Regions from separate parts of the Mus musculus genome. Here region 2 is linked to region 1. A link is a loop called in an ENCODE intact Hi-C map of the cell type or tissue named here. Cell type or tissue: left cerebral cortex. All regions are shown on one strand. Links, peaks and the distances in the headings refer to the core of each region. The heading gives the core; the rest is flanking DNA.

Region 1 (15,290 bases), core at 3,352-11,351:
GGGAAGGGATGCCTCAGCTTTGGCTGGGAGAGGTACCTCCCCCCACCCCACTAACTGCATACCCACCAAATGTATTCTTTTCTTCCTTATCTTTTTAAAAACATACCACTTGGCGCCACATAACTTGGATTTAGAAACTCAAAGATTCACATCCGCTACCATGTGGAGAGCCATTGCTTGCTAGACCTACCCCCTCAAACTTCAGAGAACTGGTAAGCTCCTTCACTTCACTGGTCAGCATAAGTGTTCTTGAGCTTGGAGCCACCCCTGTGTTGCCTTTGAGGATGGAGACATTCAGTCTTTATGACTGGTGTTTTTACTGACCCTCGTTCTAGGACCTCTTAACAGTTGGGTGAGTCCCTTCCCCTTGAAAGAGATGTTCGTGACCCTTCCTCAGGCTCTTGGAGCCAATAGAACAAACTCCTAAGCTTAGGTGGGCTGCTTTTTTCCATGAGTCTGGGACTCACCAGCCGCTAGCATTTGCATGATGACTCAGTATGTCCCGACTGGCTGGACATTTACTTTAGTTGTTAAATTTTGTTATCAGGATGCCAGCCAGTGGGAACATTTTTAATAACTTCCACATCCAATGGAGAGGTCTTCCCCACTCATCCCTACTTACAGAGCAGAGCATTTCTAGGCCTAATTCACAGTTCTCAGCAAATAATATCTCTACATGGCTACTTAACTGGTAGTTTTAAAACAACTCTCTACCTCGTGATCCATAGGCTTTCCTTTCCCTTCCCTTCTTCATTCTCTTGTCCTGCCACTAGTAGCCACTTGCTCTGCTCCAGGCTCGCTGTGGGAAAAGCAAGTCTAAATCCTCCCTCCCCCTGGTGCTTCTGTCCCTGCCCAGCTGTCCAGCTTTCATGACAGGGGCACAAGCTCTACTGCCACTGTGGGGAAAAGCATTTTTAGCCCTGCCCAGGTAGATTATATTGGTGCTGCATACACAGCCCTGTGCCTCAACTGCAGCTGTTGCTGCTGCCATCTCATGGGAAGGCAATGGCAGCAGGAAGGTGGGGGGGGGGGGGGGGACGACGTCTCCCTCAGGAGTGCTTGCCATCTGGCCTATTGTGGCTCCTCCTGGTCTTTGGGCTTCAGGATGAGCATCTTCTGCCCTGGCCACAGCATGGGCCCGCCTGGTGCACACAAGTGTGCACCTATCTCCCTCTCTGAGCTGGCCCTGGTTGGAAATGGAACAAGTCAAATCTCCCGTGGTGATCAGGAGTGGGATTGAGCCTGTGAACAGCCTTCTACTCTCATTACATTATTTCCTACAATGCCAATCCCTAGAGCCAATCCCTACAGCCTCTCCCGAGCTCCTATGTCTGATGCTCTCCATTTCATTCTCAGTTTTTTCCCCGGGGAATCAGCACCTGTTGCCCAGACTTTGCAGCCTAGAGCTGGGGCTACTCGGTTCTCCTATGTGTCTTGTCTGTTTCCATGGACTTAGCGCCCACCAGATCATTTCGTGGTGCTGGCCTGAAGTTGCCCAAACACACTTGCTTTCTGTCCCCATGCCACGACCTCAAGCCATTGCTGGCAGCTCTCTGATTTCTTTCTGTTCTGGTCCACATCGACACTAAGCCAAGTGCACACTAGATACAACTGCCATTTGTCTCTTTGTTTGTGCATCTCTTCATGTGTTTTTATCTACTGATACAACCTGCCAAAGTCACTTAAGATAAGGTTTTTGTTCTATCCTGCCTTGGTAAATAATGATTTTTAAACAATATGAGGTTAAAGATCACTGCCTTTTATAAATATATGTTTACCATTATTTTTAACTGCTGTTTAGTTATAGCATACTCTATTTGCTAGTACATTGTCAAACAAGTAATTAAGCAAGCACAGGTTGTCTAACTGAGATATGTTCAATAGATACTGCTGTCAGTCTTGTCAGAAGTCTGCTAAATGTATTAATATTTAAACTTATGACAGACAGAGACTCCCAAAACCTGATAGTTATCCCCTAAGTTCTCCAAGAAAAAAAAAAAAGGACACAACAAGAAGAGTCCTTCCTGGATTGTGGTATGATAACCCCTGAGAAACATAACCATTGTTTTGCCTGATGCCAGGGCATGGTCTACACTGTGGACAAACAGGATACCCTGAGAATTAAATACCTCATATTGCCTAAGCCAAGGTGGGTCATTTCTCATTTCACACATATCTAACTACACAGAAAAAAAGGTTTTTGTGTTCTGGGCTTGAAAGCCAAACTGACTCTGCCCAAGTTGCCATGGAGACCTCAAGGACCTGGAAGCTGTTTATGTAGTGGACCATATATGAAAATCTGTCATTTTAATTAATACATGACTCCTAGATTATACTTTATTTTCAGATTTCTGACTCTATTGACAGCTAAGGTAACTGTAGCTTGACAGCTAGAAAACAGACCTAGCTCCTTACCCTAAGGTAATCTACCACTGTATTAGCTCATTAGTACATTATTTAACTAGGTAAGACTGCCAGATTCTTACAGACTTTACGATAAACGATCACAAGTTCAGATGTAAGCTTTCACACATATAACCTGTTCCTTTCTTACCTAAGCTCAGTTTCCAGTGAGTAAACGCTTCATGTTTCCTCTTTTTGCTATGCCACCGTTCTAACACTGTTCGGTAGAGTTCTTATACATTTGCTTAACCCTAATCAAACATCCCACAATATGAAATATTATGTTCTCTTTAATTGTCTTTTTACTAAATTTAAAGGATTTCTCGGTGATGAATCTACATTATCATGCTCAAATATAAGTTTCCCTTGGTTGCCTTTTAACTATAGACTTAAGGTGTTTCTCTTGCTAAACTATATGATCCACCTGTATAAACACAAGCTCAAATGTAAGTTTCCTTTGATTTCTTTTTAACTTTAGACTTAGGGTATTTCTCCAGCTCAACTATATAATCAACTATGTTTACAAGGTCATGGTTTAAATTTCCTTTGTCTCTCAGATGTAAACTGAACATTGGTTCTCATTTTGCTAAATTTATATATATTAAGTTTCCTAGACAGAAGGAAAAACCCCTTCTTCCTCCTTCTGCTCTCTAAATGTTTTGTCTTCCCTAAGCTCTTCTTAAAGGCTCTTCCTGTTGGTAACAAATCTGTCTCTTTTGTAAACTTATAAGCTACAGGAAATCCACTCAGATCTTCCTCTCATGGACCAAATAGACTCCATCCAGATAAGTACACCTGCCAGTCAATGGCCCAAGTTCTCACTTCCTATCTATTCCAAAGGGTAGGATTCCTCTCCTGTGCCCTGGAATTGGGACTCCCCTCACCAAAAATCACCAAGACCTAAGGGTATCAAATGTACACCTAAGAAAAAAATTTCTCCCAAAAGTACTTAACTTTATTCTCCACGTTTAATGTGTGCATGTGAGTGTGTGTGTGAGTGTGTGAGTGTGTGTGTGCATGTGAGTGTGCATGTGAGTGTGTGTGTGAGTGTGTGAGTGTGTGTGTGAGTGTGTGTGTGAGTGTGTGTGTGAGTGTTTGTGAGTGTGTGTGAGTATGTGTGAGTGTGTGCGTGTGTGCGCGTGTGTGCATGTGAGTGTGTGTGTGTGTGCGTGTGTGAGTGTGTGTGTGTGTTCCAGCATTTTCTTAAGTCCAGGTCTTTACTACATCCAGGACAGCTCCTGAGGAGAAATCCCCAGATGCTCCAGTCTTCTCTCACAGACACAGATGCTTCTACTGCACATGCTCCTTCCTCCCTACCCATAGATGGTTCCACTGAACCTGGACAGCAAGGAAACAGCCAACTCTCTGAAGACTGGACCAACATCTCCATAACCATTTTCTTTTTTTTTTTTTTAATTTTTTTTTTTTAAGATTTATTTATTATTTATTATATATGTAAGTACACTGTAGCTGTCTTCAGACACACCAGAAGAGGGCATCAGATCTCATTACAGATGGTTGTGAGCCACCATGTGGTTGCTGGGATTTGAACTCTGGACCTTTGGAAGAGCAGTCGGGTGCTCTTACCCACTGAGCCATCTCACCAGCCCCATAACCATTTTCTTACGTTTTCCAGAGACAAGTCACCCCCAAATCAGCAAGAAGTAGCTATAGATCATGACAACCCTATTCCTGCTCCACTGTCACCCTTTTCTAATTTTCTCCTTTTTAAATTAAACCAAAATGGGGAAATGTTGGCATTTAGTCTAGGCTCCACCCCATAGTTACCTGGTAACCACTAGTATGCCTGACTCGCTATAAAAGGGGCTACTTGTCTTCTCTCTCTCTCTCTCTCTCTCTCTCTCTCTCTCTCTCTCTCTCTCTCCATCCCTCCCTCCCTACCCCACCTTCTCTTGATTTTGTTCTATCCTCTTGCTCCTGCTCCCATCTCTCCCCATTTTTCTCACCCCACTCTCACCATATGCTCATGGCCAGCCTCTACTCCTATATTCTCTCTCTCTCTCTCTCTCTCTCTCTCTCTCTCTCTCTTTCTCTCTCTCTGACCTTCCCTGTCTCTCCTCCTTCAACTCCCCTCCCAATCCCCTGAATAAACTATTGTATACTGTACCATTGTGTGGCTGGTCCCTCAGGGAGAAGGGATGGCTCAGCTCGGGACTGCAGAGGCATGCCCTTCCCCACCCCCACCCCCACTCCTAACTGCACATTCCCCAAACATGTTACTTCTCTCCTTCTCTTTTTAAAAAACACATTTTTTATCCACTTTTCTCTTCTATCTGGTATTAGAGGATTGAAAGGGATTAAGAAAAGGGGAGAAGAAGGATGGTACAAGAACCCAAAAAGTAGGCAAAGTCCTGTTACAATTGGCAGCTCACTAACATCTGTAACTTCAGCTCCAGGGATCAGACAATCTTTTCTAGCTTCTGTGGGCACCAAGCACACACCGTGTACACATAGATATACATATGCAAAAATAATAATCTTAGTGTTCTATTGCTGTGAAGGGACAAAATGTCCAATGCAACTTAGAAAGTGCAACATTTAATTGGGGTTTGCTCACTGTTTCCAGAGGTTCAGTCCATTATCTTCAGTTGGAAGTATGGCTGTATGCAGGCAGACACCGGTTCTGGAGAAGCCAAGAGTTCTATGGCTTGATCTGCAGTCAACAGAAGGTGACTTTTCCTGACTGTTCCCCACAGCCAGCCAGGAAGAGGCTCTGATTCCATGCTGTATGGAGCATGAGCATAGAAGAATTTAAAGCCTGTCCGCACAGTGACATACTTCCTCCAACAAAACAACACCTACTCCAATAACGCACCTCCTAATAATGCCACTCTCCATGTCCCAGTACCGAAACACATCAATCTGTAGGGTCCAAACCACCACACAGACATGCACATAAAGTAATAAGAGATAAAACCTTCTTAAAATGCTCTAAACACTGGAGGATGAGGATGGATACTGAGAAATGGTGTCTGCTAGATATGACATGACTCAGGACTTTCTTTGGTATCATTAACTGCACAAGATCAAGACACCAGTGTTATTTAACATTCCAGCAGGCAGAGTCAGCTAGACTCAGTGGGCCCCAAAGAACTAATTAATGGAGAGAAAGAGAAAATCATGTGAGGTATGGCTCAGAAAATATTTAGGGAATGAAAGAAGGGAAGAGAGGCACATAAATAAGATCAGGATATAATGTTACACATAGGAAATTATCAAGAATTAAAAAAAGGTATTTTATTAAAAAAAAGAAAATTAAAGACAGTGAATCACACTCCTGGGCACATATCCCAAAACATCTAGGCCATTGTACAGGACATACCTGTATACTCATGTGGGTTATCTTCCTGTTCATGTTCACAACAGCAGAGTAACAGAATAAGCAAGGGGCCCTTGAGCAGGTGAGTGGATGAGGAAATCATAGCATGTGCACAATTAAGATCCCTGCATGCTCAGCCTGAACTGAGAGTTTACTCATCCATAAGGAAGAATGAAATGCATCATTACAGGAAAATGGGTGGAACCGAGGATTATATGTCATGAGTCATACAGAAAGACAAGTATTGGGTATTTGCTTTTACATGCAGTATACAGCTTTTTGAAAAGATTTTTTTGAATTAATTTTTTTATTAGGTATTTTCCTCATTTACATTTCCAATGCTATCCAAAAAGTCCCCAATACACTCCCCCACCCCATTCCCCTACCCACCCACTCCCACTTTTTGGCCCTGGAGTTCCCCTGTACTGGGGCATATAAAGTTTGCAAGTCCAATGGGCCTCTCTTTCCATTGATGGCAGACTAGGCCATCTTTTGATACATATGCAGCTAGAGACAAGAGCTCTGGGGTACTGGTTAGTTCATAATGTTGTTCCACCTATAGGGTTGCAGATCCCTTTAGCTCCTTGGGTACTTTGTCTAGCTCCTCCATTGGGGGCCCTGTGATCCATCCAATAGCTGACTGTGAGCATCCACTATTGAAAAGATTTTTTAAAGTTTTATTTTTATTCTATGGACATTGGTGTTTTGCCTGCATGTGTGAGGGAGTCAAATCCCCTGGAACAGGAGTTACAGACTGTTGTGAGCTGCCATGTGGATGCTGGGATCCTTTGGAAGAACAACCAGTCTTCTTAACCACTGAGCCATCCCTTCAGCCCCATCATATAGCTTTTAAAGGGTATGAAAGCACTAGGGAGACTTATGTAGGAAGAGGTCTATCATGTGGGTGGAGGGACAAGGGAGAGTAAAGAGGAACCCATGACCAAAGGACATTCCACAGATGATAATATTACATTGAAACACTTAATTCAGTGCAATTTAATACCAATTAATAAGAAAGAGGCTCATGAGATTGGAAAAACATCGCCATCAACAACACATCAACTTTCCTTCGGACTTTCTATTTGAGGTCTTTGGAAGCTGTAGTTGCCTTTGCTGTTTGAACACTAGAGGGCACTGACAGCTAAAATGACAACTACAGAACCAACCTTACAGTAATAAGAGTTGGTTGGTTGGAAGGCTAAGGTGGGGCATTACAGTGACTTGGCCTATATCACATAAATGCAACTTTCCTCACGGGGCCACTGTGGTTGGGTAGTCTGTCCTACACCTGCTCAGGCAGGCTCCTTTCCTCAACCTCTTCTGGCATGGTTCCTGTCCTCTACCTCTTCTGGCATGGCTGAACTCTGCTCCTTTCCTCTCGCTTCTTGGCAGGAAAATCCTAAAAGTCCCCCCTTTGTCTGCCCTGCCCAGGCATTGACTGTGGGCATCGTTACTTACCAACCAGAACCAACTGGGGGCAGCCACGAAAACTCTTGACCAAACTCAATGCAGTAAAGAGTGCATTTTATACAGGGCTTTTAATATGAAGTTTCCTCCCCCCCCCCCTATTTCATATATAGGCTAACTTATAATTGGATTTTTAAAACCTTCAGGTTGGATTTTAAAGTTAGCCTGGATGTGGAGGAAGGGAGGGCCAGCCAGGCGATACAGAAGGGACTCATGTGAGCATTGTGGCAGAAACTAAAACCACATGCTGGTCGCCTTGTCCTTTCTAGACAGCCTTCAGGGAGGGTGACTAATTACAGGAGCGGATATATTCAAAACATCGCTCAGGCCTCATGATTATTTTCTGTGTTTCCTTCTCTTGCTCTCCATGATCTGAGGATATTGTTCCTTCCGCACTGGTCAGTTTCTTCTAAAGAGGCCCCTGTGTGATTTCAGTTATATAGCAGGACTTTCTGACCCAGAAGCGGTACAAATGATGACACAGAGGCTTTTGGGTATTTTAAAGCTTAAGCCTATAGCTGGGCAGATTCCCAACCAACTTTCTAGTTCATCCCGATTAGTCCTGGCATTACCTTCCATGTGTGGCCAGCTCTGTGTCTCTGCTCCTGTTCAGGTCCGTCTTTCATCTCCGAGGCCCCAGGCATTTTTGGCGCGCCTTTGCTTTCTTTTACCAGAGTCCCTCCCCCAGGAAGTTCTGTCATCCACTTCCTGCCCAGCTCCGGTGAGGGTGGGAGGCAGAAATCAGAGTGGCTAAGGACCTTGCACAGTCATCAGTGTTCCAATGTCTAGCTGCACAGCTAAGCTGAGAATTCCCCAGGATGCCTGGCACTCTAGGGATTATGCAAGGATGCCTCTGAAACAGAGTGCTGTCCATTACATTCTCCTAGTCAGACTGGCTAAACCTCTGTGGGACACTTGCTTCAGTCCCTAAAATGTAGCATTATAAAAAATTAGCAGGTCATAAAAGTATCTGTGTGTAGCTGGGGGGCTGGGTGTTCACAGCTACACCACCATGTGGAGGTCAGAAGACAACTGGCTCGAGTCAATTTTCTCTCTCTCCTGCACAGAGATCCCTGGGGCTGGGCTCCTCAGGCAAGGTGGGAGCTGCCTCCATCCACTGAGCCATCACTTCACTGGCTCCCACTCTTAAGTCTTTCCCCAAGGTTTGTCCTGTTGACCTGAAAACCTGACTCTGCAGCCAAGCATGCCATTACTAGGACTCCATTGCTCTTTCCCAGTTCATGTCCCTACCCAGGTCTCTGCCCCACACTGTTACAGTCATCCTTTACTTGGGTTCCTCCTTCTGACTTTCCTATGTTAATCCAGCTCCTGACCTGATACCCAAAGAGGCTGACATTAGGCAGGCAGCTGCTGCTTTTGTTGAAACTCTCTGCCAATGATCCTCCCGTGAGTTCCCGTAGCTTTGAGAGTGCAACAACTTCCTAGGTCATACATGATGTGTCCCACTACTCTCACGACTTCACACTGATGTCACCTCCATGAAACAAGTGTTTCTAATGTGTCTCAGCCCCAGTGGCTGTTGTGTGGAGGCAGAATGGTAGGGTGATCTCTAGTCCAGCTACTGTGACAGGTGTCACGAGGTGCTCATGCAGCTATGATAATGTGTCTTCTCACTTCCTTGGTCTTCAAAGGTCTAGGCCATAACTCTGAAAACCACAATCGCAAATCTTCAAAACAACTAAAACCCCAAAGCCAGAAAAACTTATCCTGGAAAAACAATAAGAATTCTTTAAGAGAATTTGATGACGTTTTGTTAAGATCATTTATTTTAGAAATATTAAAATGGCAGAACCTTTGTTATCCAAATTTTTTTATGTATAACTTCTCAGTTAATAATGAAGCTTTGTTGAAGAAAGATACAAGTAGAAGAACTGTATTCATAAAAACACAGATCTGAGGACAGAGCACATGAAAAAATGAAGTATATTTTAAAGATGAATTGTATTGATAAAGAAATAGATCAGAGCAGAACATGGCTAAGGATAATGGGGCCTGTGAACACCCAACTCATAGCCCCCATTATCAGAACTGTCGTGATGGGCAACCAGTCTTTTGATGAACTCCATCAAATGTCACAACAGGTTACCACTGTATGTACAATAGCTGCTAAGGGCTAAATGTCGAGAAATTTTATCCTTCACAAACGTAGATTTACAATAAAGACATTTCTTCCTTTACAAAGGAAATACCAACGTTTCAATTAATGCGTAATACTTGCATGTAAACTCAATGCTGTAAATACCTGTAAAGGTATTATCTACAGCACAAACAACATGATGATACGAACATAAAAAAATACATGTCAAATCCTAAACGAACAATATCAACATCTTAAAATCCTGTTATCAATACTTCATCGGAAATGATCATATAAATAGAAAAAAATAGATGCCATGTTGTAGCCCCATAGAAACTGCCAGCATGGCCTAAGACCAGCCTGTAGACTGTCTTACATACAAGAGATACAATGTTTTCCTTTAAGACAGAATGTGTCAAGACAGACTGGAATAAGAGTTAAGATATTTCTCGAAAAGTAAACTATATAGTTGCATGCCTTTAAAAATGCAGACATAAAACGATCACTACAGTTTTACCTGGGTAAACTGTAGAAAGACTCATTACTTCCAAATATTTCAGCAAGAACTTTTTCTAAGTATCCTACTCATCAGATTCGAATATGAGTTAAGACATTTCTCGAAAAGTAAACTATATAACTGCCCACATTTAAAAACGCAGACATAAAAGAATCCCAGTTTCTCCTGGGTAAACTGTAGAAAGACTCATAACTTCCTAAGATTTCAGCGAGAGCTTTTTCTAAGTCCTTTACTGCCTTGGTAGTCAGATAATATATTTGGGGGTAACATATTTTCGCGCTTGAGTCATAAAGACACATTGTCTTATGACCCAAGTATGTTATCTTTACTATAATACCTATTTTCGCAGTGTAACCACAATGGTTTACCAACGTCTGCTTTAATGTTAGGGCAATTTGTTTATAATAGCCCTTTAACTCGGCGCCTAGTTTCCCAAGAAGACTGCTGTTGCCTTCCAGGTTCTCATCTCCCTGGACAAAGACATGCAGGGTCAGGAGACTGCCCTGGGAAATATGAAGCACATCCCAGATAACTTCCTGCTTCTCTTGCAAGCCCAGATCCAAAGCCCAGCTCTTGGAGACAACCAGTGTTCCTTTACGCAGGGAGCCCAATTCTGTCCGGACTAACTGCTCATAGCCTTCATGTTGTGAGAATGGTTTCATGCAGAGGGCTTCTGGAGAGCATATCACCTTTCCAGGCATCACTAGACAAGAAAAGAAACATAACAAATTATAAAAGTAAAAGTGCCCGGAATGTTGTGTGTGACACATCACCAAGCAGTTTGTAAATCCCACACTTTGCAGCCCAAACGAGAAGGTGAACACAAGATACCAAACACTGATTCAAGAACTGTAAGGAGGTAGATGCAAGGGGGACTTGGACACTCAAACGGCCAAAGAGGGAGCCATGGAAGCAGCTGAACATTCACAGTCTCAGAGGCTTGCTCTGAGGAACTCCACGGATGAGAAGAATCAGGGGAGCAAATGACAGACTAATGTTGAGGACAGAACCTAGTCAGGTGATGAAACAGGAGAAAAGCATGGAGAAATGGGGAGGTTCCAGAGAGCAAAGCGGGGAGCAGAGCACATTGCCAGAGCTCCAGAGTTGGGGAGAGGACACCTCAGAGAGGACCACAAAGGAGGCTAGGCTTCCCTGGTGAGCACAGACTGGCAGTCCCAGCCATAAGGTAGCATACAGTTCTTCAAAGCCTTGTATCCAGTAAAGGAATTTGAAGGGACCTTCCACTGACAGGTTAGAGACACAGAGGAAATTTCTTTTGTTTGTCTCCCTATCTGAGAATGTCACATGTTTCCAGGTGCTATCTTGTGTGTGTGTGTATGTGTGATGATCAGTGTACAGGAAGTTCAGTGTCCATGCAAGGCTGTGCTGCTCAGCTCTGATGGAAAAGGGCCTGCCATGAGGCCAGGCCAGGCCAACACTCTCACTGTTCTGCTGCAAACAGCAGGGCTGCATTTCCCCCTGGCCTGAGACTTGGCAGTGATGTCAGCTTAACCTGCTGTGGCAGGTGACAAGACCCTTGAAGGGAATTATGAGGCCTGGTTCCTCCATGTTCTTGCTCTAGTTCCAGCTACTGGACAAGCACGCTGTATCTGATTTGGCCATTGTGAAGGGAAAAGCTCACAGCTTTATTGAAAGCAGTGAATATATTTTCCATAGGGAACCAGAGATCAATAAACTAGCTGTTGATATTTGAGGAGTTTTCAGGTTGCCCAAGCCCAGAAAGCAATCTTCCAACTCCCTCAGCCCAATGTAAACTGATTATTAATCTCTGTTCCTCTACCTGCAGTGGCATCCATCTGGCGCTTCACCCATTCCTCTGTGGTAAACCTCTTCACACAGCTGCCTTCCACGTGCCAGGACTCAGGCTCTGCAGCGAACACTGCACAGCAGAACTTCTCCACTCTGATCGCGCACACATATGCACACACAGCTCCGGATTTGTGCACTTCGATGAATTTGCACGTGTACTTGATCTTCTCCTTCTCCTCACAGAAGTGAGTGACAGGCAGCTGTTGGATGCACTTTTCTATTTCACTCTCTAGAAGCACGAGATCGCTCTTCTCTGCTTCAAAACCAATAATTTGCTGCGTTTTGCCATCCAAGCCAATGAACAAATATCCCCCATCAGTGTTTGCAAATGCAGAAACAGTTTGAGGGAGGAGCTCTAAAATCTTTTCCTTAGGAGAAATCTTTTCCTTAGGAGTCAATTTTACTTCAGCATGTGTGGATTTAGTGAAACAGAATGTCTCCTCATAGGCAAGCCAGTCTCTGTTAAATAAGGAAAGACATTCATTTAGTGTTTCATTACAGACTGTTTTTCCATGGGAACTTGGTCTGGATTTGAGGAACTGCACTGCATCCGCTGCTTTCAGTTCAACTGAGAATGAGAAGATTCTCTTGTACAAGTTGGTTTTCCAGGTGGCGATCCCCGGACCTCTCTGATTCGGCTTCCATGGTTTCACAAAAACGAAAAAGTAGTCGTTGTACTGCATGAAGTCTAGATAGTCATGAGGAAGGTGCAGGATACCAGGCAAGGGATTTACCAAATCCAGTCCCATTCCATCTCTGGTGAAGCTGTAGTTTTGATTTTTAATGTGAGCCTTGACCACACCCCCTCCAGAATTCAGCAGGGTGCACACAGCCTGTAATATACTTTTGGCTTCTTTTCTTCTCAGTTGGCTATCTTTCATTGAATCCCTAGTCTTCTCTCCGAGTGTGATTTCTCCTACAGACAGAACCAGTTCAGCGTAGTCCGTGTCCTGATCGACAGTGATGTTCATTTTGCAGTCACTGTCTCTCCTTCCCAGATGAAATCCTTTCCTGCAATATAGGCAGAGCCAGCGTTACCAGACAACACAACCATCTGAGCTGCTATGGAGGAGCAAGTGAGAAGGTCAGATGTGATTCTTTTTAGGGACTGTTGGGACAATTTTGATCTGACCACAATAATGGACACTCGATAAATTTTTAAATTTGAGTTCCTGATTGTATATGATCCTCTTCTATTTTGAATTAAGAAACTTCATTGGGCATGCACATCCTACATGGCACTGTGTTGTATAAGGTACTTTAAAATATTTTTAGCCTAATATATTTTATATTTTTATGTGTATGGGTGTTTTGTCTGCATATATGTATGTGTATCACTGAGATGTCTGGTGCCACGGGAGGTCAGAAGAGGTCTTGGATCCTTCGAGGATGGAGACATGGGTGCTTATGAGCCCAGTGTTAGTGCTGGCAATTGAATCCTGGTCCTCTGTAAGAGCGACAAGATACCTTACACTGTGAGCCAACACTGCAGCCCTACAAAAAGACATTTAACTTAAGTGCATTCTGTACACTGAGTGTGTTCTCCTGTCTAACTTCTTTGCTGTCACCATCCCATCTGTCCCCTATGCTCCCTTTGATAAATTCAGGTACACACACACACACACACACACACACACAAACGATTTCTCAGATGTTTATTATATACACTCTCGGAACCACATCTGAGAAGAAATGTGTGAGATTTGTCATTCTGAGACTGGCTTGGTTCACTTCATCTGATTCTGCCCTATGGTACCATCCCCTCCCCCTTCTTCTTTTGTGGAAGTTGGGGTGACAGTCAGGGCTTTAAATTTGTCAGCAAAATAATTCTCCAGGAAGCACAGCCTCTCTCCTGCTTTAATGTGGCTGTTCTCCATTCTCCAGCTCCCTCCTGGTGTGGCTTCCCGTTCTGGAATCCAGATCTTCTCTTTTCCTTCTCTCAGGACCTTTCGCTAATAGCATGAAGTCATATCTGAGCACTGCTCAGGAACACTCTGTAGAAGTCTTCGCACTTTCTCCATTTCTTCTGCCTGTCCTGATGTTGCTTTCCAGTTCTTTCCACTATGACAAAAACAAACCGTCTACATACCACGACGCCATCCATCTTCCTCGCTTGGCATGCCGTCCTCCCTGAAGAATATCCCCTGGACACTTGACTTGAACAGAGGGCTCTATGGATGTCTGTGGATTCACATCTTTCTCCAGCTGTGGGGTGTTTCCAGCCATCTCTCCTTCAGATAACTTCTCAACTCTTTCTGACTTCAGATTCTGGGGACAGAAACAATTAGTGTGCTAGTCTTCATAACAATTCTCCACACAGTGTTGGAGTCTGTGTGTTTTCTTCAGTTCCTACTTATGCTCCTTAGGCTTCAGGGTTTCATTGGTCTTTATGTTTACAGATTCATTTTTCTGCCTAGTGAGTCTGGTATTGAACCTTACTAAGTATTTCTTTTAAATTCAGTTAGTGAGGTCTTATAAGTCCTGTTTGGTTCCTTTCTGTGATATTGAATAATTTTATTCTCAAAATTGACTATCTTGGTTTCCATCTATAGTTAGACTAGCCCTCAGAATCCCAGGCAGGGATACTCCATCTTGTAGTAAGGATTCTCCTTCCCTCGTTGAAATGAGAGACTACATGAATAGAAGCCCTGCTTCCCATACTTGGACGGTGTGTGGTGACATCTGCAGAATCCTAATAAAGGCCCAGAAAAAAATAATTTTCAATGTTAAGAAAAATAATTTTCTCTTGTTCAGAGAGATGTCTTTGCATCGAAGAGCACATCCCTCTCTTCCAGAGACTCCAGTACAATTCCCAGCGTGCGTATGAGGACTCACAACCTTTTGTAACTCAGATATGTGGTCCTAAGACAACATGATACAGGACTCACAACCTTTTGTAACTCAGATATGTAGTCCTAAGACAACATGATACACACAAAATACATAAGTAAATTTAACATATTGTGTTAAACACAAATTTCCCATGATACCTATATATTTGGATTATGGCTTCCCTCAACTGAATCCCCGGTAGCTTATCTCTGCAGTGGCCAGCAGCAGTACAGAGACTCAGCACTGCTCAGAGTGTTGAGAATAATTGAGGACTGAGTACCCCTCCTTAAATGGACCATCAACACAACCTGACCTCTCAGGCTCAGGGAACACTGTCACAGAGAACACAGTAAAGAATGTCAGAGCTGAGAGCTGGGGGCTGGGGAAATGGACACATGGTTAAGAAAACACACTATTCTTCCTGAGAACCTAAGTTTGCTTCACTGCACTGACCTGAGAGCTCACTACCATCTGCAACTCCATTTCCAGAAACCAGAGAGCCTCTGTAGGCACTGTACACACCCCTTGTACATATACATGCACACAGACAAAACACATGGACATATAGAATATAAATTAGATTAATCTCCTTTTAAAGAAAGGCTGTAAAAGCTGGAGGACAGGAATAAATACTGAGACATGCTGTCTTCTGGGCATGATGTGGCCACTGTACTCATGGCTTCCTATAGTGGCATTACCTGCCCATGCTCAGCCAATTGGTCATTCACCATTCCAACAGGCAGCATTAACTGGATTCAGTGGGTCATAATTAATCAATTAATTAACTGGAGAGAGCAATGGGC
Region 2 (15,290 bases), core at 3,332-11,331, 150 kb after region 1:
GGACCTTCCCATTGTGGACAATTATGCTTTACACAATATATCCACTCTAGCATTGCAATTTCCCTAAGTCTTAAAATCCCTTCATCAACACTAAGCCACGGAATATCAGGCATCTCCAAGTCATTTCCAGTAGGCCATCTTTTGATAAACACCTCAGCCAACCATTCAAACAAACTTTTGACACCTTTTTTAACTATGCGAGCTTCCGTATTAAACCTAGAATCTCTACTCAGAGGACCCATGTCAATAAACTCAGCCTGCTCTAGTTTTATGTTCCTTCCACCCTTATCCCACACCCTTAAAATCCATTCCCACACATATTCACCAGGTTTCTGCTTGAATGAATTAGCAAACTCATTAAGCTCCTTAGTAGTGTAGCGAATTTCCTCATGGACTATACTTTCTACCTCCCCTCTAGGAGCCTGTTTTGCTTTGAGTCTGGTTACAGGTCTAGAAGAAACTATTGGTGGGCCGTGAGCAGACTCTGCAAAATTAATTTCCTCATGTGGGGAAGGCATTATTTCAAGAGGTGGGGCTGAGGGTACTACTTCCTCAGGTGGGGCAAACCCTTGAGAATCTGAGGATTCAAAATTCTCAGCTTCAACATGGTCTTCCCACACATCCCCGTCCCATGTTGTAGGATCCCATTCTTTGCCAATTAGAGCCCTTACTTTAACTGTCGACACACTCTGAGGCTGAGACTTGAATTTTCTCTGTAGTTCAGCCAACCTTACAATGAGAGTTTCTGTTTGATTTTCTGCAACTTGAGCTCTATTGCTACAAGAGAGAAGATTCTCCTCAAGGACACACTTAGCAACTTTTAGATCGTTTACTTGTGTCTGGAGCCTTTCGATTTTATCACACAACTCCTTCCTTTCATTCATCATTTTTTCCACAGATACTAAGAGCAGCCAGCCAGTAAAATCATTTTTCGATTTTTTCCCCATCTTGTAGAAAGCTTTGTGCACTGAATCACCTAATTCATTAAGAAAATCAAGGGCATTAGCTTCTTTAAGTTCGGAATATAGTTTCAACCATGGGTCTTCAAAATTCTCTGAGCTCCCAGGAGGGAGAGAATCTGGAGAGGTTTCAATATTTGAAAGTGCTGGTGGATCAACAAGCCAATTCCAGAATTTTAAAAGATTCATCCTTGTACTTCTGTTACTCTAGAACCACTCCTGGTACCAACTTCTGTATTAGTCAGGGTTCTCTAGAGTCACAGAACTTATGGATAATTTCTAAATAGTAAAGGAATTTATTGATAACTTACAGTCGGCAGCCCAATTCCCAACAATGGTTCAGTCGCAGCTGTGAATGGAAGTCCAAGGATCTAGCAGTTACTCAGTCTCACGCAGCAAGCAGGCGAAGGAGCAAGAGCAAGAGCTAGACTCCCTTCTTCCAATGTCCTTATATTGTCTCCAGCAAAAGGTGTAGCCCAGATTAAAGGTGTGTTCCACCACACCTTTAATCCCAGATGAAAGGCATAGCCCAGATTAAAGGTGTGTTCCTTAACTCGGAGATTCAATCTTCTGGAATCCATAGCCACTATGGCTCAAGATCTTCAAACCAAGATCCAGATAAGGATCTCCAAGCCTCCAGATAAGGGTCACTGGTGAGCCTTCCAATTCCGGATTGTAGTTCATTCCAAATATTGTCAAGTTGACAACCAGGAATAGCCACTACAGATACCATGAGGTGCTAAGAAGAAAGTATATTCTTTTGCTTTAGGATGAAATGTTCTATAAATATGTTAGATCCATTTGGTTCATAACTTCTGGTAGTTTCACTGTGACTCTGTTTAGTTTCTGTTTCCATGACGGTCCATTACTGAGAGTGTGGGGTGTTGAAGACTCCCACCATTATTGTGAGGGGTGTGATGGGTGCTTTGAGCTTTAGTAAAGTTTCTTTTATGAATGTGGGTGCCCTTGCATTTGGAGCATAGATATTCAGAATTGAGAGTTCATCTTGGTAGATTTTTCCTTTTACCAGTATGAAGTGTCCTTCCTTATCTTTTTTTGATAACTTTTGGTTGAGAATTGATTTTATTCGACATGAGAATGGTTACTCCAGCTTGTTTCTTGGGACCATTTGTTGGAAAATTCCTTTCCAATCTTTTACTCTGAGATAGTGTCTGCCTTTGTCACTGAGATGTGTTTCTTGTATGCAGCAAAATGCTGGATCCTGTTTAGGTATCCAGTCTGTTAGTCTATGTCTTTTTAGGGGAATTGAGTCCATTGATGTTAAGAGATATTAAGGAAAAGTGATTGTTACTTCCTGTTATTTTTGTTGTTAGAGGTGGAATTACGTTTATGTGGCTATCTTCTTTTGGGTTTGTTGGAAGAAGATTACTTTCTTGCTTTTTCTAGAGTGTAGTTTCCCTCCTTGTGTTGGTGTTTTCCATTTATTATTCTTGTAGGGCTGAATTTGTGGAAAGATAATGTGTAAATTTGGTTTTGTCATGAAATATCTTGGTTTCTCCATCTATGGTAATTGAGAGTTTTGCTGGGTATAGTAGCCTGGGTTGGCATTTGTGTTCTCTTAGGATCTGTATGACATCTGCCCAGGATCTTCTAGTTTTCATAGTCTCTAGTGAGAAGTCTGATGTAATTCTGTTAAGTCTGCTTTTATATGTTACTTGACCTTTTTCCCTTACTGCTTTTAATATTCTCTTTGTTTAGTGCATTGGTGTTTTGATTATTATGTAACAGGAGGAATTTCCTTTCTGGTCCTGTCTATTTGGAGTTCTGTAGGCTTCTTGTATGTTCATGGGCATCTCTTTCTTTAGGTTAGGGAAGTTTTGTTCTATAATTTTATTGAAGATATTTCCTGGGCCTTTAAATTGGGAATCTTCACTCTTTTCTATACCAATTATCCTTAGGTTTCATTGTGTCCTGGATTTCCTGGATGTTTGGGGTTAAGAGCTTTTTGCTTTCTGCATTTTCTTTGACTGTTGTGTCAATGTTTTCTATAGTGTCCTCTGCCCCTGAGATTCTCTCTTCTATCTCTTGTATTCTGTTGGTGATGCTTGCATCTATGACTCCTAATCTCTTTCCTAGATTTTCTAACTCCAGGGTTGTCTCCCTTTGTGATTTCTTTATTGTTTCTATTTCCATTTTTAGATCTTGGATGGTTTTGTTCATTACCTTTGCCTGTTTGATTGTGTTTTCCTGTAATTCTTTAAGAGATTTTTGTGTCTCCTCTTTAAGGGATTCTAGCTGTTTACCTGAATTCTCCTGTATTTCTTTAAGGGAGTTATTTATACCCTTCTTAATGTCCTCTATCATCATCATGAGAAGAGATTTTAGATCCAAATCTTGCTTTTCCAGTGTGATGGTGTATCCAGGACTTGCCATGGTGGGAGAACTGGGTTCTGATGATGCCAAGTAACCTTGGTTTCTGTTGCTTATGTTCTTATGCTTGCCTTCTGCCATCTGATTATCTCCAGTGCTACCTGACCTCACTATATCTGACTGGAGCCTGTCCTTCCTGTGATCCTGGTAGTGTCAGAACTCCTCAGAGTTCAGCTGTCTCTGTGATCCTGAGATTCTAGGATCCTGTGATACTGAGATCCTGTGTGTGTCAGAGCTCCTGGGAGTCAAGCTGCCTCTGGGACCCTGAGATCCTGGTGTGACCAAGCTCCTGGAATCCTGGGATCCTGGGATACTGTGGACCTGGCCATGTTAGAGCACATGGGAGTGGAGCTTTTTCTGGGTGTTGTATGACTTGCTTAGGAGTTCGCACCCAAGGTCTGCTCAGGGCACTGGTCCAGACTGGAAGGAACCTGTGCCACTAGTCAGGTGGAGTTCCTGGATGCCTGGGTCCCACTGGTCCCAGTTACTCCTGGTTCATCCTTCTGAGCTCTTCAGATCATATCCACTCAGGTGGCAAATGATCTTGCTGGGGATGACTCAGAGGAGTATAGGAGCGTGAGAAGAAACCACAGGACTATGGTCAATGTAGGCAGAGCACCTGTCCTCACTCTTCAGCATTAATCTGCCTACTATAGGAGTGGCAGTGAGAATACTATACACCTTTGGAACATCAATGTCCTAAAGCTCTATAGCAGTAAAAGATGGCCTTGTGACTCAAATATTATACAGATACCTCAGGCTCAGAATTATCAAATTCTGAGATAATCTCAATGGATAAGATTTGTTTCCAGTCACCAAGAGCTGTACTAGCATTTAAGCACTTCCCAGTCTGAACCCAGATTCTGTCAGATTCTGCATCTTTATTGGTTAGTATCTGTCCTTTTTGGTCTCCTTGACAGTTTCTTTGGATGTTTCCTCACCCGGAGGCTGTGATAGGCAACACTTTGACTCCCTGACCTGTGAATGTTTCCTGATATGCAGCCTGAATAGTAGCTCAGCTTTTACTAATAGATTTCCAAGCTTTTCCAATGCTTAGCCACTGCCCATCATTCACCTGCTGGAGGAACTCCTGTCTCCACATATCCTGGAAGTGGATTTGATGCTTGTGAGGGCTGTCTGTAAGCACCCCGCTTACTTACCAGACCAAGGTCAGCTAGTATGGTCTCAAGGAAGTAAACCAGACCCATTGGAGGGGACACAATATGATGGAGGCTGTGACAATGTTATCGAGATCAATCAGGCTTTTTATCCCTTTATTAGAAACAGAATATAGTGCCAATTGCCAGTCAATACATTTGTTGTTGCCAGGATACAATGATGATTGCAAACATTATAGGCTACACAGACTGGCCTCTAAGACTAATTGTCCTGTCAAGTTTCCATGCCTCATTGACTACTAAAGGAACACAGCAGAGAAAAACAAAGTGACCTGGATGCTTTACTGCCTGAGGGAGTGCATCAGTCTCTCAGCAACAGGAAGGCAAGTTGTGCCCCAGGAGCCATGGACTCCAACCTGAAAAACCTATAACACATGCCTCTCACGTTCAGCTAGGCCAGACTGACACCATGGTTCCTTGTAATTCCCAGGTTTTGGTTTTTAATTTTAGGCTATGCAAGACAATCTTCAAACAGACATGGAATAACAAATCAATACTAAGGCTATAATGCGTCCCAGCAAAACCAACAAAAAAACTTCTCAGACACATCACTATGAAACAGAGTGTAGAAGACCAATTAGAAACAGAAAAATATCATAGTAAATATCTTGGCCATGTTTTCTGCAGCAATGGGAGAGGGTAATCCAACTGACTTTGAATGTTAAGTGGTTTACATTGCATTGTGCAAGGTCTGAACATACTCAAATTATCATATGACCATCTTAGCTTGGGGAATAATAAGATTAGCTATGGGGGCACCAACAAGACCTCAGAGTCACTGACATGAATAGGAATATTATTCTCTTCCCAGTTAACAAATGAAGCAAAAGAAGACCAGACATATAAGCACAGCTTATGTTATGTTATGTTATGTTATGTTATGTTATGTTATGTTATGTTATGCTATGTTATGTATGTTTCATCAGGAACAGATGCATTTAACAAAGACACATAGTAAGAAACAGCAACTCAGCAGGCACACCTAAGACTTCATCAATTCTTTCTCCCCAGTCACTAGTTTCCTCCTCAGAGTCATTGTTGATAGAGAGACCTTGTTCTTCATGGCTCCACAATCCTTTCGCCCCAGTCTCATCCTTTTCTTCAGGTATAGCCTTTGCAAACACCTTAGAAGCTCTTCATCTGACTTCCACTGGTCTAGTTAGTCTTTCAGTTGTCCACACCAACTTTTTAGCAGCCTGAGGGAAACACACAAAGATAGCCATAGCTTCAATGAATTGCTGTAACCCTGTGATTCAGTTGGCTAGGCATAGCATCTCTCCAATGAACCAGGACCCTGAATTTCTCTCTGGAGAGGTTAAAAATGTTCTACAGCAGAGAGGCCATCCTTACCCAAATGTAAAAAGTATATATAATAGAAGATAAAATATTGTGACAAGTAGCCATATTACCTTTCTCCCTCTCCTTTATTTTTAAATAAAGTTTAAGTTATCCTTTAGCTCTTTCCTAAAAGATGAATTCTGGGGGTTATATGGGATGCCTGGGATATAGGTTATGCCAAACTGTTGGCAAAATTGTTGAAAAGGCTTGGCAATGTATGCAGGAGCATCGCCTGCTTTTAACATTTTGCAGGGACCTAAAACAGCAAAAGCTCTGAGTAAAAACATAAAAATATTCTTCACTGCTTTTCCTGAAAGGGGAACGGCAAAAATGAACACTGAGTGAGTCAGCGTCTACAATGACACAAACATATTTCAGCCTCCCTAAGCTAGGGACATGAGTAACATTCATGTGCCAAATGTGATCTGACAATTTTTGGGAAGTTCCAGGGCAAGGGGTGGCCCTATTTCTAGGATGGCTTCCTTTTTTGTCATGAGACAAAGCCTGCTGTCCTGAGTTGGGGTGTTTTCTAATATATTGCCATATGTTGGGCTATTTGAGCCTTTTGTGGGTATACTCAGTATCCCATGGCTGCCAGAAAGTTTAAAGCATAAATGGAGTATCTCCGGAGTCTAACTCTTCAGGTCTACAAATAAAGAGATTATGTACTGAAATAAAGGGCTATTCTTTTGAACCAAGGACTCTCAATATATTTGGACTGCTGTTGTTGGGGGGTCAAGACCCAAAGACCACTCAGCATGATCAAAGTTTAAATTAGGCTTGGAGAGATACACTTCTCACAGAACAGCCTCAAATGCACATTTCAGGGAATTTTTTATTAGTTTATTTATTATGTATATAGTATTCTTCCTACCTGTCTACCTGCATTCCAGAATTGGGCCTCAGGCCCTAGTATAGATGGTTATGAGGCACAATGTGGTTGCTGGGAACTGAACTCAGGACCTCTGGAAGAGCAGCTATATTGGCTGGTTTTGTGTAGCAACTTGACACAAGCTGGAATTATCACAAAGAAAGAAGCCTCCCTTGAGGAAATGCCTCCATGAGATCCAGCTATAAGGCATTTTCTCAATTAGTGATCAAGGGTGGGAGAACCCCTTGTGGGTGGTGCCATCCCTGGGCTGGTAGTGCTGAGTTCTATAAGAAATCAGGCTGAGCAAGTCAGGGGAAGGGAGCCAGTAAGTAACATCCCTCCATCCAAGCCTCTGCATCAGCTCCTGCTTCTTGACCTGCTTGAGTTCCAGTCCTGACTTCCTTTGGTGATGAACAGCAGTATGGAAGTGTAAGCTGAATAAACCCTTTCCTCCCCAACTTGATTCTTGGTCATGATGTTTTGTGCAGGAATAGAAACCCTGACTAAGACAGCAGTCTATGCTCTTAAACTCTGAGCTATCTCTCCAGCCCTACAGGGAGATTTTTCCTTATTGGATATTTTCTTTATTTACATTTCAAATGTTATGCCTTTTTCTGGTTTCCCCTCAGAAAAAATACCCTCCTCCATCCCCTCCCCCTGCTCACCAACCCACCCACTCCTGCTTTCTGGCCCTGGCATTCCCCCACACTGGGGCATAGAGCCTTCATAAGATAAAGGGCCTCTCCTCCCACTGATGTCTGAGTAGGCCATCTCTGGTACATATGCAGCTGGAGCCATGAGTCCCACCATGTGTGCTCTTTGGTTGGTGGTTTAGTCCCTGGGAGCTCTGCGGGTACTGGCTAGTGAGAGGCTCTGCCACTGCCTCACAAATACAGAGGTGGATGCTCACAGCCATCCATTAGACTGAACATAGAATCCCCATTGAAGGAGCTAGAGAAAGGAGCCAAGGAGCTGAAGGGGTTTGCAGCCCCATAGGAGGAACTACTGGGAGATTTTAAAGACAACACAGAAAAACTACATCCTTGTTGCAGTTGCAGGGAAAAATAAAGCATAAAGCAAGCAAGCAGTCTAACAAGAGTCAAAAATATACAGTCAGCTTGGGCATTTCCACCTCGAGTTTCTAGAACATGGTGGGGGGCTTTCCCCCGACACAGGGCTTTCCATGGCAGGGGTAGAAAAGGTGTGGGTGGGGGCCGGGGTCAGTTTCAGTTTAAACCAAGATGGTTTCAGCTGAGTCAGAATAGAAGAACCTTTGTCCTGTTACACCATCACCAGTAGTCAGAGACTTGTTTGGGAGGCACTAGCTAAAGAGCAGCTCCCACAGAAATAATATATGATTCAAACATGAATCATGGCTTAGGATGGTGAAGCGCAAAAGAAGACATCCATGAAGTCAAGGACACTGAACCCCAGTTTCATTAGGTAAAAACCAAACTAGTGCCGGGCGTGGTGGAGCTCGCCTTTAATTCCAGCACTCGGGAGGCAGAGGCAGGTGGATTTCTTAATTGGAGGCCAGCCTGGTCTACAAAGTGAGTTCAGGAAAGCCAGTGCTATACAGAGAAACCCTGTCTCGAAGGAAAAAAAAAACCAAAAAACAAAAAACAAAAAAAATAAAAAAAAAAACAAAAAACAAAAGAAACCCAACAAAACAAAACAAAACAAAAACCTAGTAGAGGTACTTGGGACTGCTGAGTGTAGACGAATCTCTCCTTCATGACTTGCCCTTAGATCCTGAAGCAATCCATACTCCCTCCACAGCAGCTTATGATACTAGAAGTATCGAGATGTTCCATGGGGATGGTGGGGTGACACAAGATCATAACTGAGGAAAAAAATGATATAAAATGCTCAAGTCTCTGCCATGCCTTTGGTTTAAAAGGACACACACATGCCTGGTACACTCAGGGGGCAGAGGATGGCAGTGAATCCTATGGAACTGGAGTTGCAGGCAGTCATAAGCTGTCATGTGGGTACTGGGACTTGAACCTGGGCTCTCTAGAAGAGCAGCCCATGCCTCTAATCTCTGAGCTATCACATTCTAGTCCCATTATGAGTGTCTTTTGACTAAATAAACAGCAGTAAAATATTAATTATCTATCATGGAGTCTCTATACCGCAGGATTGTGGATCTCCTTGAGGGACTATTTCTACAGCAGACTTGGAGGTGTGGTTCTTTGCCACCTTTGCATAGAGCACTTTTATGGAAGGAAGGTTCCACTCCAGGAAACTAAAAGGTCTCCTTCTAACAAAATTGTAGGACATCAGAAAGACCTAAAAGATAAGAGAACCTAATTATCCAAGTTTCCCTGTTCATACTTCAGTGAACCTTCCCAGGTTCTAATCAACATCAGTTTTCACATTTTCAGGCAGGGACCTGAACTGGGTTCATTAGGCAGAGGATGACTTTGCACTTGAAAGGAAAGTAACATTTTACCCAAGACATTAGGCCTCAAGTTGCTTAAGCGACTGTGGTGGTTTGAATATGCTTGGCCCAGGGAGTGGTAGTATTTGGAGGTGAGGCCTTGTTGGAGGAAGTGTGACACTGTGGGTGTGAGATCTAAGACCCTCATCCTAGCTGCCTGGAAGCCAGTCTTCTCCTAGTGGCCTTCAGATGAAGATTTAGAACTCTCAGCTTCTCCTGCACCATGCCTGCCTGTATTCCCACATTGATGATAATGGACTGAACCTCTGAACCTGTAAGCCTGCCCCAATTAAATGTTATGAGAGTTGCCTTGGTCATGGTGTCTGTTCACAGCAGTGAAACCCTAACTAAGACCGTGACCTTCAAGCAGAAAAAGCAATGCTGGAACAACCACAATACTCATCCTCAAGCTTTATTCCAGAGTCACAGTAACAGAAATAGTGTGGTACTGGCACAAACCCACACATGTAGGCCAGGGGAATAAAACAGAGGTCCCAGAAATAACCCACATAGTTACCCCCTAAGCTTTGACATAGCCATAACAGACAAACAAACAAACAAACAAACCCATACATTGGTACATTCAGGAGAACAGCCTCAGCCAGGAGGCAGAGGCCATCCTGGTGTACAGAGCAAGTTACAGAACAGCTTGTCTTCAAAAACCAAAAAGAAAAAAAATGGAGGAGGAGAATAAGGAGGAGGAGGAAGAGGAGGAGGGGGGAGGGAGGGAGGAAGGAAGGAAGGAAGGAAGGAAGGAAGGAAGGAAGGAAGGAAGGAAGGAAGGAAGGAAGGAAGGAAGGAGAAGGAGAAAGGAAGATGAGGAGGAGGAGGAGGAAGAGGAGGAGGAGGAGAAGGAGAAGGAGAAGGAGAAGGAGAAGGAGAAGGAGAAGGAGAAGGAGAAGGAGAAGGAGAAGGAGAAGGAGAAGAAGAAAGAAACAACCTCTTTAATAAGTGGTACTAGGAAAGCTGGATTTCCACTCACAGGAAAATGATACAAGATCTGTATCTTTCACCCTGTTTAAAACCACCACCACCACCACCACCACAACAACAACAAACATTTCAAAAGTTATTCAAAGCTTTAATATTAAGACACAAAACTTTGGTGAAAATACAATGAGAAATGTACATATACATACATACATACATACATATATACATACAAAGAACATAGGCAAGGATTTCTGAAAAGGAGTCTAGTTACACAAGAATATTCTCAAAAACTGACAAATTAGACTTCATGGAAATAACCTTCAGTGCAGCAACGGAAGCATTGCTAGAATGAGGAGACACCCTGAATGATAGGGGAACCCTTTGCCAGTTATACCTCAGATACAGTATTAATACAATTATTATATTAATTATATTAATAATAGATGAGTTAAAGCCTTCCAAAATTAAACATCAAGAACAAATCAACAAATCCAGTTAATAAGTGAGCTAATAAAAAACTACATAGCTTTCTCAGATAGAGAAATATAAATTACTGATAAATACCTTTTAAAGTTATCAATATGCTTGACCATCAGGAAACAAAAATTAAAACTGCTTTGAGATTCCATCTCACCCCTGTCAAAATGGCTGCTGATAACCATGCAACTCCTAACTGAAGGAAATGAGATCTGAAGAAGTGGTATCTAATTCTATCTAGAAAGCTGCCTGCCTAAGCAGGAAACTGAGTTATGAGCTGAAAAGCCCAAAGAGGAAGTAGGATAGTTCTGTGGCTCACAGATAGATAGATGAATAGATGGATAGATAGATAGGTTGATTAATTGATAAATAGATAGATAGATAGATAGATAGATAGATAGATAGATAGATAGATAGATAGACACACATGTACTCATACACACATACATATATAATAGTAGGTACATAAATATGTGCATGCATACATATATAATAATAGATACATACATGTATACACATGTAGTTGTATAATAATAATAATAATAATAATAGATAGATAGATAGATAGATAGATAGATAGATAGATAGATAGATAGATTAAAATATAACAAACACAAAATAATTAACACTCAAATCCCTTTCTCTCTTGTTGACTTAGTATGAATCTTAATTAGGGTCTTAATGCTGTGAAGAGACACCATGACCAAGGCAACTTTTATAAAGAAAACATTTAATTGGGGCTGGCCTACAGTTTCAGAGGTTCAGTCCATTATTGTCAGGGTGGAAAGCATGGCAATGTACAGGCAGGCATCATGCTGGAAGAGCAGAGAATTCTACATCCATATCAAGGGCAGCAGGAGGAGACAGTGAGCCACTAGACCTGAATCAAACTTCTGAGACCTCAAAGCCCACCCCCTAGTAATGCACTTCCTCCAACAAGACCACACCTACTCCAACAAGGCCACAGCTCCAATAATGCCACTCCCTAGGAGCCTACAGGGGCCACTGTTAGTCAAGCAAACACAGTAAGTATATGCTTTTTGTTTCCATTTTGCTTAGCGGCAACTCTGGGCTCACACTACCTGGGTTTGACTTGTCACAGCTGAGTTGCATGCTACTTCATGAATGATGCAGAAGCATTTCAAGGGAACACTAGGATTTAAGGAAGAGCGAGGAGAAAGAAAGAAGTGGGGAGAAGGCGGAGACCAAAACACCAAGAACAATCCGAAAGCCCAATATAGCTAAGGTTCAGAATTATTAAAGTTTAGTTTATAAGCACATTCTGAGTCTCAAGCTTCCCGGTATTTAGTAGGCTTTCTATTTGGTCTCTTCCCGCGGCCGGGAGAGGGCGGGCAAGGAGGAAATCAATGCCACCTCCATGCGCCCTGGGACCTGGAGCGCGCTCGCTGGGACCTGGAGCACGCACTGGGACCTGGAGCGCAAAGGACTTGGACTTCCCGGCTCTGATTCTTCACGAGTTGTTTAGAGACCCTCGGATCCCCTCCACCTTCACCGAGGTCTAGCCCACTAAATCTAGGACCGGGTAGCCTGAGCAGCCCAGAAGCCAAGGTGACATCCGTGTGTCTCTCCTGCCTGAAAGCTGGGATATTTTATCAGACTCAGCGCCTCGTTCCTTTAAAAGTAGGTGCTGGTTCTATGAAGGCTCTACACTCCAATATAGGGGAATGCCAGGACCAGGAATGGGAGTGGGTGGGTTGGGGAGCGGGGGGGGGGGGGGGGGTTGATAGGGGATTTTCAAAGGGGAAACTAGGAAAGGGGATAACATTGGAAATGTAAATAAAGAAAACATCTTTTTTTAAAAAGTAGGTGCTGAGTACTGCAGGGGCCTGAGGGTGAAAGGGGGTGATCAGGGTGGGTGAGAGACTGACCAACCAGTTCAGCACAGGAGAAAGGGGATGCAGAGGAGCGAAAGAATGGGGGAGGGAGTCTGTCTCTGTCTCTGTCTCTCTATCTCTGTCTTTCTCACTCTGTCTCTCTCTCTGTCTCCCCCCCCCCCCCCCACACACACCTCTCTTTCTCATTGAGCAAGCTCTCAACAGGAAGTCTCTATACTGGCAGACCCAATTACTCATAGCCTGTGCAAGTTAGAAACTACAAGCTGGGACTTGAGAGATGACTCAGTGGTTAAAAGCACTGACTGCTCTTCCAGAGGTCCTGAGCTCAATTCCCAGCAATCACATGGTGACTCACAAACATCTGTAATAGGATCTGATGCCCTCTTCTGGTGTGTCTGAAGAAAGCAACAGTGTATTCTAAATATTATTATTATTCTAAATAAAACAAATTTTAAAAGAAAGAAAAGAAAAGAAAAGAAAGAAAAAGAAAGTACAAGCTGAAGATTTGAAATGACAATGTTGAAAGGGATTCTGCAGATGCCACTGAGCGACCCCTCTCTCTAAGATACTGTCTTTAACTGAGCAAGGAGCCAAGAGGCAGAAATAGAATAGCTACTATCTCACCCAGGGTTTATAATCCAGAAGCTATGGAAAAGAGCCTAAGACCGGGGGATTTCAGTTTCCCAACTAGCACACCTTCTAAAGCCTGTTTCCTTTCTGTCCTGGTTCTTCCCCAAGATGGCCAGTCCCAATTTGTTTTGCCCAGTGTACTGCCCCAGCCCTTCTAGTGTCTTGTGTGTTCCACTCTTACTTTTCTACACACAGTCATCAGAGGCCTAATCTTTCACCGACTGTTTATATTGTTGTGTAAGGGAGACAGGATCACATTTCTGCAGGTCTCAGGGAATGGTGCCATTACTATAGACCAGTTGTCCCACAAGGCCCTACAATCCTTCAACATTGGCAAACATCCTCTAGTTAGGCCTTATTCTGGGTCATATGACATTTTTAGGATTTTACTCCCCCCCCCCAAAAAAAAAAAAACCACCTCAATTATATACATCTGGAGAGATGGCTCAGCAGTTAAGAACACTTCTTGTTCTTGCAGAAGACCCAGGTTCAATTCCCAGCACCTACACGGCAGTGAGCAACTCTCATAACTTTGGACCCAGGGGATCTGATGCCCTTTTCTCACCAGGCACCAGGCAGGAGATATACAGACATACAGACATCTGTAACCTAAACCTCTACCAGGCCCACTGCTTGCCTTTCTCCTCCTCTTCACCTTCTCCCAGCTCCTGGACCACCATCATTTCCAAACTTTGTTGCTCAGGATTCTGTTGTTTCAGTCCCTCAGCCTCCTGCTCCATCCTTAAGTTCATTCAGTGCTGGCTCTCTCTCCTCCATGGTAAATATTGTGAATATTCCCATCTTAAAGAGAACTTTCAACTTCTCTTTCTCTATATACATTCTCTCTCTCTCTCTCTCTCTCTCTCTCTCTCTCTCTCTCTCTCTCTCTCTCTCTCTCTCTCCTCTTTAATGGCTTTTTCTGTACCTGGTTTTCATTTCTCAATCCATTACGACAATTCATAGAGTTTTGCTTACTGACATCTATGAGCCAAAGCGTCTGGGGGCTTTTCTTTCTTTCTTTCTTTCTTTCTTTCTTTCTTTCTTTCTTTCTTTCTTTCTTTCTTTCTTTCTTTCTTTCTTCCTTTCTTTCTTTCTTTCTTTCTTCCTTCCTTCCTTTCTCTCTCTCTTTCTCTCTCTTTCTTTCTTTCTTCTTTTTTCTTCCTTTCTTTCTTTTTAAAGATTTATTTATTTTATATATGAGCACACTGTCGCTCTCTTCAGACACACCAGAAGAGGGTATCAGATTTCACTGCAGATGGTTGTGAGCCACCATGTGGTTGCTAGGAATTGAACTCAGGACCCCTGGTAGAGCAGTCAGTGCTCTTAACCTCTGAGGCCATCTCTCCATCCCCTTAGGTGCATTTCAAAGTCACCAGTTATGTCATTTCACTAAACACCTCCCCTCCACCACCACCATCTACCTCCAGACAGTGTTTCTCTGTGTAACCTTGGCTGTCCTGGAAATTGTTCTGTAGACCAGGCTGGACTCAAACTCAGAAATTCTCCTGCCTCTGTCTCCCAAGCACTGGGATTAAAGGCATGTACCACCATTGCCTGGCATTTCACTAAATCGTTTAATGAGACTTCCTCATCTCAATGTGCAGCACTTTATATAAACTTTATATAATTTTTTTAGCAGTTTATATACCCAGAGAATCTCAGCAGGTGTCCTTGAGCTCCATGCCAGACACCATACTCCTCTTGCTTTTCTCCCACCTCTGAGTTTTCACGTCCTGTTTGACATCTCCTTCCAGTATATTCTTCCTTCATCCCTTAATTTATTAGAAATATGTTCCAAACTGTGATATCTCACTCCATGGCATGCCCTTGGATTTATTGATTCCTCCGGGTCTTGTGCCTTAACGATGATGGTTTCACTCTGACAATTCTGGTAACTAGGTGACATTGTCTGCTCCTGAGAACATTATTGATCACAGTTTAATAGTGAAATTATTTCAGAAACCCCATTAATATGTTTTCCCTCCTGATGATGAGTTCTACTTTGATTGCCCCCTCAAAACAGTTTCTAAAGAGAAAGGACTATTTTTTGTAATTTATCTGTATTTATTTTATACTGAATTTATTCCCATGCCATGAGTTTTTGTTTCTTCAGTATCTTCTGGGATCTTTTTCTTCTGTGCTACCTCCTCTTCTGGCTTTGCAATAATCTTTTCCTTCTCAGTGAGGATCATCTTAATGTAGCAGAGGGAGCTC

What was found. A loop is a pair of places that touch in the nucleus more often than their neighbours do. Peaks named below come from ENCODE experiments on the same cell type or tissue, not always from the same donor. Only the 100,000 strongest peaks of a DNase experiment are listed, where the experiment ranks them.
Region 2: it touches region 1 in a loop (2.8-fold over the local background); 15 of 42 quality-filtered maps call a loop at or near these places.

The regions. Positions count from the first base shown.
Region 1 is chr11:83,183,901-83,199,190 of GRCm38, reverse strand. Slfn4 (schlafen 4) reads right to left here. Exons shown (of 8, transcript NM_011410.3): 6 at 13,745-13,923; 7 at 11,627-12,666; 8 at 8,975-10,528. The coding sequence starts at 13,881. The coding sequence ends at 9,897. It overlaps Slfn3 (schlafen 3), which reads right to left and starts at 7,861. Exons shown (of 3, transcript NM_011409.1): 1 at 7,783-7,861. In left cerebral cortex, for the core only: a CTCF peak has its summit at 6,861 (motif pointing right); DNase peaks (open chromatin) are centred at 6,873 and 7,898; H3K4me3 peaks cover 313 bases.
Region 2 is chr11:83,036,777-83,052,066 of GRCm38, reverse strand. It overlaps Slfn10-ps. Among named protein-coding and RNA genes, the nearest start is that of Slfn2, 21 kb to the left of the region's middle. In left cerebral cortex, for the core only: no CTCF peak of the experiment used is centred there; DNase peaks (open chromatin) are centred at 6,235 and 8,068.